2 separate regions of the Mus musculus genome follow, and region 1 is linked to region 2. Evidence: chromatin loops called from intact Hi-C (ENCODE). Cell type or tissue: left cerebral cortex. All regions are shown on one strand. Links, peaks and the distances in the headings refer to the core of each region. The heading gives the core; the rest is flanking DNA. Region 1 overlaps Plcl1 (phospholipase C-like 1). Region 2 has its middle 50 kb from the start of Gm32949.

Evidence for each region. Hi-C counts contacts between places; a loop is a spot of excess contacts. Peaks named below come from ENCODE experiments on the same cell type or tissue, not always from the same donor. Only the 100,000 strongest peaks of a DNase experiment are listed, where the experiment ranks them.
Region 1: it touches region 2 in a loop (3-fold over the local background); 9 of 42 quality-filtered maps call a loop at or near these places.

What each region holds. Positions count from the first base shown.
Region 1 is chr1:55,745,421-55,750,807 of GRCm38, forward strand. The region is part of intron 5 of Plcl1 (phospholipase C-like 1); the gene reads left to right. Among named protein-coding and RNA genes, the nearest start is that of Gm32949, 140 kb to the right of the region's middle. In left cerebral cortex, for the core only: no CTCF peak of the experiment used is centred there; a DNase peak (open chromatin) is centred at 3,288; H3K27ac peaks cover 2,099 bases.
Region 2 is chr1:55,835,815-55,841,201 of GRCm38, forward strand. No RefSeq gene overlaps it. Among named protein-coding and RNA genes, the nearest start is that of Gm32949, 50 kb to the right of the region's middle. In left cerebral cortex, for the core only: a CTCF peak has its summit at 2,575 (motif pointing left); DNase peaks (open chromatin) are centred at 339 and 2,563.

The sequences.
Region 1 (5,387 bases), core at 239-5,238, 90 kb before region 2:
TAAGCATAAATATTTAGAATGCAGTTTGACAGCATGAACGTTAAGCAAAATGGCAACAGTAGGTCAGTCTCTAGGGCTTGTGACTCCTCAGCCCCGGGCTTCTGACCAGGCTTATAGAACCAGACATAAAATCTCTCCTGTGGAGCAGCCCTTCTACCCAACCAGAAACCAGCTCATAACTACCACGCCACTGTTGTACCAGTGAGTATATTTTGCAGGCAGGTCAACATTATAACATTCAGGGCCCAGCACTTGGTGAGGCCACTGATGTCTTTTCTGCAGTACAGATGGCACTAGGAGCTGGCCAGGGAGTTTCCTGGTCAGTGGAGTTTGAATTCTCCATGCCCTACATCTAAAGTGAGCAGTGTCTTCAGATGTTGAGTCTTACCATCTAGTTATGGTAGACAATTGTCTTACAGGTTCTAGTGCTGTGAAGAGATAACATGTCCATTTTAACAGTTATAAAGAAAAGAATATTTATGTGGGTCTGGATTACAGTCCAGAGGTTTAGTCCATTATTGTCAAGGTTAAAAATACAGAGGCATGCAGGCTGACATGGTGCTGGAGAAGGAGCTGAGAGTTTTACATGCAGATTGTCACACGGGGTGGGGGTGGGGGAGAGGACTGCCTCGATTATCTGAGACCTCAAAGCCTACCCCCAGTGACATACTTCCTCCAACAATGCCATACCTACTCTAACAAGGCCACACCTTCTGATAGTGCCACTCTCTGTGGACCTATGTGGACAAGTCTCATTCAAATCACTACAGCAACAAAGATCAGAGTCAATATCCTTTGTTATTTGAATCCTCCCTAACCAATAATTCCTAGGGAGGTAGCCAACTCTGTGCACGCACGAAAGCTTTTCTTTAGTGACTCATGTTTTAGGGAAACAGAATTGTTCATTCATGCAGGGTTCTTCTCTTCAAATTCATTTTTTATACACATTATATTTCTTAATTATCTTTAAGAATAGTGGATTCCCATAGGGCTTCTTCATATCTCCTTAGTTTAGGCTAACCCACACTCTACCCTCTCCTTTCCCTAAATCCTATATCCTCACTTAAACCTTTAACCTGAGAGTTCCTCTCATCTCCTGTGCTTCTAACCTCCTTTAAGTAATATGGAGACTCTGTGACCTATGGGTTCTGAATTAGTAATGGCTAAATAAGCCTACTATGCTCCAGCTACCACACAGTAGGTAGAATAAACTGAGCTCTCTTTGCAACCTTAGTCTCTGGGAGCAGTGTTTCTATTAGTGGTATCCATGGGATAGGGGTTTGCTAGCTGTGGATGTGTATTCTCCCAATGAAAGAATATCAGCAGAACCAATCTGCCTGTAACCAAGTGTACACTAAGAGACAAACAGCTTAAGCTTCATTTCTTTATGTGTGATCATATACATGCAAAGGTCTTTCCATTCCCAGAGTCCTAGTTAGTTGCCTTAAATATTTGTGCTATGCTCTGATACAGGACACACATTTCCTTCATATGTGACAAAGGCACAGGCCACCGTCTTCTGTTCTCATGAACTAACACAAGGGAGGTGCAGTCGTTCATGGGAAAGATAGAGGTGAGAGCCATGAATGCCTTCTGAGAGGGACCAACAGACTACAGCCAACACTATTCTCAAACATTTGAAGAAGTCTGCGTTTTTTGGTAAGAGAAATAGCAATAATAAAAATCCTGGGTATCTTCTGATAGATTATAAAACATAAGACTAATTGACTATTTGTATTTAGAATTTTTTGTTTCTTTCATGGGAGTGGTATCATGAGATAACACGACATCACTTCATGATCAGTCTCTTGGTTTTCAAGTCATATTAGCTGCTATTCAATATCCTGATAGTATCATATTAAAACCATAATCAGCTTATGAGTCTCACTTATGAGATGCTAGTGTCTGAAATGCAGGGAGACATCACACGGACTGTTATTAGAATTAATCAAAGACATGGTGCTGTGACACAATAGCCATATTTACAGTCCAAATTCTGTTGACTATTTCCTGATTTCTAGACAATGAACCTTAATTGCTATTAATGGAGTTAAAGGGATTTGGCAAGAAATGTTTAATGTTTGTTCTTAGTTATACATTAACCATCATTGGTTTTTAGCTTTAACTTGTAATGATGTCTTATGATTTTTCATGTTTCCAACCATTAGTTTCTCAGTAAGTTGGAATTGCTGTGCAACCTTATATTCAGAAGGCAAACAACCATGGAGGTACATGTCTCTCAGGACTCGTTCTTCATGCCCATCAACATCAGTATGCTGGGATACTCTGCTACCCTTATATTCCTTTGTATTAAAGTGTCTTCATCCCCCTCCCCACCCCCAGCTGTGACTTCCCACAGGCTTCCTGACAGAAAAGGAGTGGCAACTTGACATTTCTTTCAAGTTGAGTATTCTGTGGTCAAGTGTGCATTAATTTTGCATAATATGCATGGCAACCCAGATTCATTTTAGTCTATTAGAAGTGCTTGGATTTGTATGCAGAGTCCTCTAAATGTTTGAGAATAGTGTTGGCTGTAGTCTGTTAGTCCCTCTCAAAAGGCATCCTTGGCTCTCACCTCTACCTTTCCCATGAACAACTGCACCTCCCTTGTGGTGAAAGAAAATAACATTTTCTAGGTTTTTTTTTCTTCTGTCTTCTCCTTTCAAGAGGAGAACAGCATCAAACATTCTTTTAAAATGCCTTTTTTAGAATGTGCCTTAAATACATGACATATAACTATCTTTTGCTTGATATAGTTTGAAGGAAATGCGCCAATTTGAGATGTTTGAAGGAAGGAGATCTGCTCTGAATTGATTGGTCTTTGTGGTAGAGTGGAGAGCAGCTAGCTGGTTAGGGGAAATTGCTGAGCAAAAAGAAAAATCATTAAGGAGAAATGCCAGGAGGGGAGTTTAGTAATGCATGTCACCTCTGTACAATGTTCTAGAATAGAAACTGAACTTCTCTCCCAGTTCCAGTGTCTTAATTAGGAAGATCCAAAGGAAAAAATTAAGCATGTGGTTTCTTGAACCTCAGAACAGCAAGAGCCTAATCCTAGCTCATTTAAACAATGGATCCCAGCCTTTCTATGTAAGCTCTTCACAGCCTTTCGTTTTCCTCCCTTCATGCGTTAGGGATCTTAACTTCTGTTTCACTATCTGTTTTTGTTTGTTTGTTTTTCTTCTTCTGGTGCCTGTTGTCACTGGGTCATCAGGAGATGGTGTCACTGTGTTCTTGTGTACTGGTACAAAGTGTTTTCTCCAACTGACCATTGTTTTCTAGAGAGACTGACTTCTGTTCACCAGAACTGGCACCGTCTGGCATTTAGGCTTGGATGCCACCACTCAGAACTGAGGCAGTAGCAGTGGGCTGATTCAAATGCACTTGATAACCTGCTGTCAGAAAAGGCATGTGAGCGAGTTATGCATTCGTACCACCAAGACTGATAGCTCTGTGGGCTTCCTTTTCTTCCCTTACAACTACAAAAAGCCAGTTTACTTTTAAAACCTTTGTTAATCATTTTGAAGCTAAGTCTAGAGTCTTACAAGTAAAACTATGAAGATGTTCTTAGGTGAACTCACATCGTTAATACAGCTTGTTTATAAAAGACTTTTTCCTATTAAAATTATGTATACCTTTTCAAAACATGCATTTTTAAACATACATCTCAAGTCTCTATTACAAGACAATTGCAAGTTATTGATGATGGAAGTAGAAAGGTTTAACTGCTTCCTCGATCACTTTATGGTTGTTTATCTGCAGTCATTAAATCATAAAGAGCCTTTCAACTGGTTTCCTTCAGTCTTTGGTCTGTGAGGAAGGCTAACGGTATTCTGATGCCCACATCTGAGGAAATGACCCACCATGTGACCAGTGGGAGGCCCTCTGACATCTGTCCCTGCCAGGTGTTCTTACTGGCCTGCATTCCATCTCGATTCTGCCATGTGGTCAGTCATTATTTCTGTTGCTGTATGGATAGTAATGAAAAGGCGGATTCGCTGTACTGTGAAGAGTATATGATTTGCTCTTAAAAGAGGACATGTCTCGGAGTGGTAAAGATCACAGACCCTTGAAACAGCTGCAGATTCGCCACCTGGAAGCTATGTGACTCTGGGGAAGGTGGTCTCTGTCGGGTTCTGTTTTATAGTAGGTAAGCTGAGGTTAATAATAATACCTATCCCCTGGGATATTGTGACAACTGGATGGACAATTATGTTCTGAGTAGAAAGCTTACCTACACAGAGTAGGCCCTTTATGTGTGCTATTATCTTTACTTAATAATTGCATTTTACAAATTTTAAATGTATTCAGAGTCTGCGGGGACTCCATTGATTATTCATGCTGTTAAGAAACTCTTCCAGTTTCCAGGGATGCTGAGAATATTTTTCCCTCAGGAAATGTTTCTCAGACTGACAAGCCTCAGCCTACAGTCTCTCCTTATTGTCTTTGAGGACGTTAATCACATGGAGTGTGGGAAGGGGCACTGGGCCTGAAGGAAAAGTCTTTAGTGCATCTCTGTCCTTGGGTGGCTGTGAACTTGTGCCAGTCATGTCACCTCATCATGCTCAGGCTCATTTCTCCTCATGGGAAGGCTTCACACATCCAGCCTCCAAGCATACGCCTAAATCCCTGGTCCGCGCTTGGGCTGATTGAAGACAGTCCGTTTTCGCACAAACAGTAGCAAAGCACACACACTGCTTATCACGAGGGGTTGAAAGAAGGATTGAGCTATTGCTACAGCAGGTTAGAAGCAGCTACTGATGTTATCAATTTTGAGGAAATAAACATTTTTAGGCATTTTTAGCAGGCAGTCTATACACCTCTCAACAAAATGACATTGATAATATTAAAGAAAGGTTATATTTCATCCTGGAATACTTTGTCTAATAAGTGGTTGTCCCCTCTCTGTGTTGGCCCGTGCTTTATGGGGTGCTCCAGCTGTCATGGCCGCAGTGTCTTCCGGTACCATCCCTCATCCTTTCAGGGTCGCACTAGCTTCCTCTGCTCTGAGAATGGGAGGAAGGGGGAGTTAATTCCTCATTTGTCTGTATACCACAGAAGTGCATTTGCACTTCTGCACACATCTGTAGTCCTTCGGGCCTCGAGTCAGCATCAATGCATGCACTTAAACACCCTAATAATAAGCTCGAGTCAAAAACAGAACTAGCAGGAAAGATTTTTTTTTTTTTTTTCTGGCAAGTGACAGCCAGTGTATCCCAACGATAGTCTTGCGCTTTTTATTTTGATGGATCAGTGGACCCTGGAGAGACTTCTTTCCATTAGCCAGACAGGAACATTGTTCTCAGGATGCTGAAAAGCACAAAAGGAATGTAGGTAGCTAGCAACGCACCAGCAGAAGGTTCTGGGGGCAACCCTACACATCAAACGAA
Region 2 (5,387 bases), core at 318-5,317:
AAAACAGTACAGCTAAATAGCATAGGAAATCCAGGTTATAAACTGATCGATAAAGTCTCAGGTCAGCAGAACAAGTCAACTAACTTGGGGAATATGATCATCAAAGTCTTAAAAATAACAAGTCTGAACACCTGTAATTGAACTTGGTAATATCAGACAGCTAGCAAAATGACATCATCTAGAAGTCATATGTAATAAGTGCCGACTATGTTTTATGTGTCAGCTGTTGTTTCAACATGGGTAGCCTGTTGGATATTCATGGTGTTGTGGGCTAGAGACATCTGCTCCATGTTACATAGAAAAGTGGGAGTATAAAAAGAATAACTTCCCCAGTGTTTCATAAATAGTGATAGAGATGGAGTCAAGCTAGGCAGTCTAGCTCCAAGCACATTTAGCAATTATTTCTCTGCATCACCAGAGAGCTATCTTCTGCTTGGAAAAATCTCTTACATCATCCTACTATAAGACCCAAGCCTGGAAGCCAGAGAGAATGGAGGGAGATAAAGGAAAGGAAAGGACCACAGGCAAATGTGCACGAGGATAAGCACCTGCTTGGTCTCAAGAACATATTTATATGAAATTACACGAAAGTGGCAATTTGCCAAAAATCGTTATACAATGGATTATATCATAGGCATATTTTCTAACTCATGGTTCCCCAGGAATCCTTGAGAGCCATATTTGGCTGACTCCATGTTGTTTGAACCTTTATGTGATTCTTAGAGCCTTTCATTCCCTTCCAATACAATTCTTCTCTGTTTTTCTTTTCAGTGAAAGAGAAAATATCAATAAAACCATGTTTGTAAAATATCAATAAAACCATGTTTGTATTTGACTGGCACAGAAACATTAAATTTTGATAGAGATATCCTTAGAAACTGGTTCAGTGTTGCCATGACCTGGGTGGTTAAAAGGTAAAGAAAGTGCAGATACTTAGAAAGCCCAACTCAACCTGTCTGTAGAGGCCTCAGTTAGCACGGAACTTTGTTCTATGTTAGTTGTCTTAGGACAGAGGTTTTCAACCTTTTGAAACCCTTTAACACAGTTCCTCATGTTGTGGTGACCCCTAACTGTAAGGGTGGGTCTAATGCTAAGTTGCTGTTCCTTAATTGGTTCTTGATGTGTCAGTAAAGAAGCCATGGGCCAATTGCTGGGCAGAAGGGAAAGGCAGATAGGCAGGACTTCCAGGTCCCTGGAGGCAAGCAGAGAGACACAAGGAAGGAGAGGAGAGAGAAAAACCAAGCAGCCCTGTGAGATTTCGGGTGGAACTGTGGCCTGTGGCCACTCCTGCAGACAGGCACTTGAGGATATTTAGCTGAGACTAGATGTAGCTGAGCAACTAAAGTTGAGGGCAGGCAGAGAGGTACAGAGCTAAGAGTGTTGATATGGACACGGTTTTTCGGGCAGGAGATAAGTAGTGCCCAACAACTGTGCCAAAAGGGAAAATTGCAATGGAACAACTGTGTGTCTGTGCCTTTTATCCATGGATTCATGGGAAGTTGGGTGGGGGCTGGTAGTGTGGCCTGTTCCCGGAGCTTAGGTGGGGTAGCAAAAGCTGTATTCAACACTCAACCATAAAATTATTTTCATTGTAACTTCTTAACTGTAATTTTGCTACTGTTAGGAACCATATTATAGATATATGTGCTTTCTGATGATGTTAGGTGACCCCAGTAAAAGAGACATTCAGGCCCTAAAGGGGTCATAACCCACAGGTTGAGAAACACTGTCTTAGAGTTTATTATGACACCACTGAAAATGTATTTTTTTCTGGGAAAGGGGTGTTTAGGGTTTCATTTCCTGCTTTGCTCCTAGACTGTGAGCCATTCAGTAAAGCACAAGTCTGTGTTTCCTGCCACCTCTTGTTCAGCTACTACTCCATAGGAATGGATAAGGAATACATCTGAATTGGGTTTTATATAATGTTCTTTCCTGGTGCTTGTTCTAAAAGTCTATTCTTAAAACAATCCTGCCAAACTCTTGATGATTTTGACGTGGTAATATTCAGTTATCGTAATAAACTATGAGAAATATGAATGCTAAGACGCATTAGCTATTTGATAAAGCCCATAGAATAAAGCTCAAGAATGAGACGATTTGAAACAGTTACATATTAATAATAGTAATTTGGACAGTATTTTCAAAGGAGATGCTCCCTTGATCATGACAGCATAATTTGGTGCCTGACTTCATTGACTAAGATGACTTAAATGTCATCTGAAGAGATCAACAGAATCCATGGGTACACTGTAGTCTCAAGTTATTGACTTCATCGACCTCAGAGATGTGTGCTTCATGTCCTTCCCCTACTCTTCCTCTCTGCCCAACAACGGGAGCAAGGATACTGAACACTCTGAGGTTTGTGAACTTTGGTCTTCTGGGATCAAACCAGTGTTAAGGAGTAACCCAGACCTTTCTATTTTTTTCTGCCCTGAGCTACTAGTACTTCCTGCTATCTATTGTTAGCAGAGATTTGGGTTTAGGAAAGCATTTCTCTACTGTGGGGAAAATCACAATGCAGCTGACAGGAGTCTCACGAGGCAGTGCGAGAATGCCTGCCTCTACACTGCCCTCTGCTGGCATTTCTCTCAACCAAGCCTCTCTTCCAGTAATTCTTAGGATCAAATTCCTTACTTAGTTTTGTGCTTGGAGCTGTGAGTAATAGGAAATACAGTTAAATTAGATACACCTGTAGTTTCAATGTTTTAAAATATTTATCTATTTACTTACTCACTTGCTTGCTTACATACTTACTGCTTTGTTTGGTTGCTTTGGGCTTTGCCCCTTATATGTTAATCTCACTTTTATACTGCCTGAAGTGCCAACTGACTAAATCAGTTCAAAGTGTCACAGCAAAACACTATATTATCTAGAATAAGAGATGGTTCCTTTCATTTTGGGTTACCAAGTAAAGGCCATCAAGTAAAGTCCTACACATTGTACCAATACTAGGGACAACCACGGTCAGAAGGAGGGTATCACACCCAGAAAGCTTCCAGCTTATGCCTAGAGCCAGGGGGTTGGACAGTGCCTCAGACTTGTTGCTTCATGATGAATGGCAAGTAAAATGGATGTGAAACAGCCCGGGCTTCAAGGTCCTCAGGACAAAATCCTTCTCCTACAGAGAAGAAAAGTAGTCAGTTCGATCAATATGTTAAGAATGTTATAGGGCTCTACTCTATTTGAGGATTAGGTCTTGTCTGACCTTTCAGACGATGTCAATGCACAGGATGATGATTGCCTAGCTAGGGTATTTGCTCACTCTCTGGGAAGAGACTAGAAACCATTCTGTAATTGATATTTCCTTCTTGGCCACAGGGTTGGGGAAGAACATGTTTCCACTGGGAAAAGGGAGGTTACTGGGTACAAATAGCACATTTTTCTGCCCTTTAACAGAGAGCTGAGCTTTCTCAGCAGCACGAGGAGAAGCACATATGCGACTCACCTTTAAATGTAGTTAGCAGTTTGTATTATTTGGACATCAGCTTACCAAGTACAAACCATGAATCATTTTATGATATATGCTTCATAAAAGATGCAAAAATGTCAGTTCTTAGCACAATGTTCTACCTCATCACTCTCTCCCACAAAATAAAAACAAAGCAGTCCTCAAATGATGGAGACACTGGATTATTATCACATATTCCTTTAAAATTACCTACTGCTTCAACGAATTATGAACACCATGCAAACGTCCATTAATCAAACCCTAAGGTCCTAGCTGAGCGCTTTAGGGTAAAGACCAGAGTCTACTTTTTATGGCCTGTCTCAAGTAATTATCACAATAATAGCTCCTTTTGGAAACTACTTAGAAATATGCACTGTTTTCTCCCTGTCAAAACATTTATAACCCCTGACATGGGTAGGAACACTGCTCTGCTCAATCAGGGACATCAATAAGCAGTTTGATGGCCTGTGATGAAAGATACTTAGAAAGATCCGACTCGAAAGTAGTCAGACCCTTCACAATAGTCATAAATAAATATCAAATATCTTGGAGTGACACTAACCAGGCAAGTGAAAGAGCTGTATGACAAGAACTTCAAGTCTCTTAAGAAAGAAATGAAAGAAGACCTCAGAAAATGAGGAGATCTCCCATGCCCATGGATTGGTAGGATTAACATAGTAAAACTGGTCATCTGACCAAAAGCAATCTACAGATTCAATGCAATCCCCATCAAAATTCCAACTTAATGCCTCACAGATACAGAAAGAGCAATTCTCAAATTCATCTGGAATAACAAAAACAAACAAGCAAACAAACAAACCCAGGATAACTAAAACCATTCTCAAAAATAAAAGAACTTCAGAAGGAATCACCATCCCTGACCTCAAGCTGCACTACAGAGCAACAGTGTTAAAAATTGCATGATATTGATACAAACAGGTAAACCAATGGTCACTTGATCTTTAACAAAGAAGCCAAAAACATCCAGTGGAAAAAAAGCATTTTCAACAAATGGTAATGATTCAACTAGCATTCAGCATGTAGAAGAATGCAAATCCTTTCTCCTTGTACAAAGCTCAAGTCCAAGTGGATCAAGGACCTCCACATAAAACCAGATATGCTGAATCTAATAGAAGAGAAAGTGGGAAGGAGCCTCAAACTCATTGATACAGGGGAAATTTTCCTGAACAGAACACAAATGACTCAGGCATAATATCAATAATTGACAAATGGGACCTCATGAAATTGAAAAGCTTCTGTAAGGCAAAGGACACTGTCAATAAGACAAAATAGCAAGCTATACATTGGGAAAAGATCTTTAACAACGCTTTATCTACTAGAGGGCTAATATACACTATATACAAAGAACTCAAGAAGGTATACCCCAGAGAACTCAATAACCCTACTAAAATAGGTAACAGAGTTAAATGAAGAATTCTCAACTGAGGAATACCGAATGGCTGAGAAAAACCTAAAGAAATGTTCAGCATTCTTAGTTATCAGGGAAATGCAAATCAAAACAACCCTGATATTCCACCTTACACCAGTCAGAATGGCTGAGATAAAGAAAACTCAGGTGACAGCAGATGCTGGCAAGGATGTGGATAAAGAGGAACACTCCTCCATTGTTGGTGGGATTGCAAGCTTGTACAACCACTTTAGGAAACAATCTGGCGGTTCCTCAGAAAATTGGGAATAGTTCTATCTAAAATCCAGCTATACTCGGCATATACCCCAAAGGTTCTCCAACATGTAACAAAGACACCTACTCCACTATGTTCATAGAAGCCTTAATTATAATAGCCAGAAGCTGGAAATAACTCAGATGTCTCTCAACAGAAGAGTGGATAGAGAAAATGTGGTACATTTACTCAATAAAGTACTACTCAACTATTAAAAATGAAGACATCATGAAATTCACAAGCAAATGGATGGGACT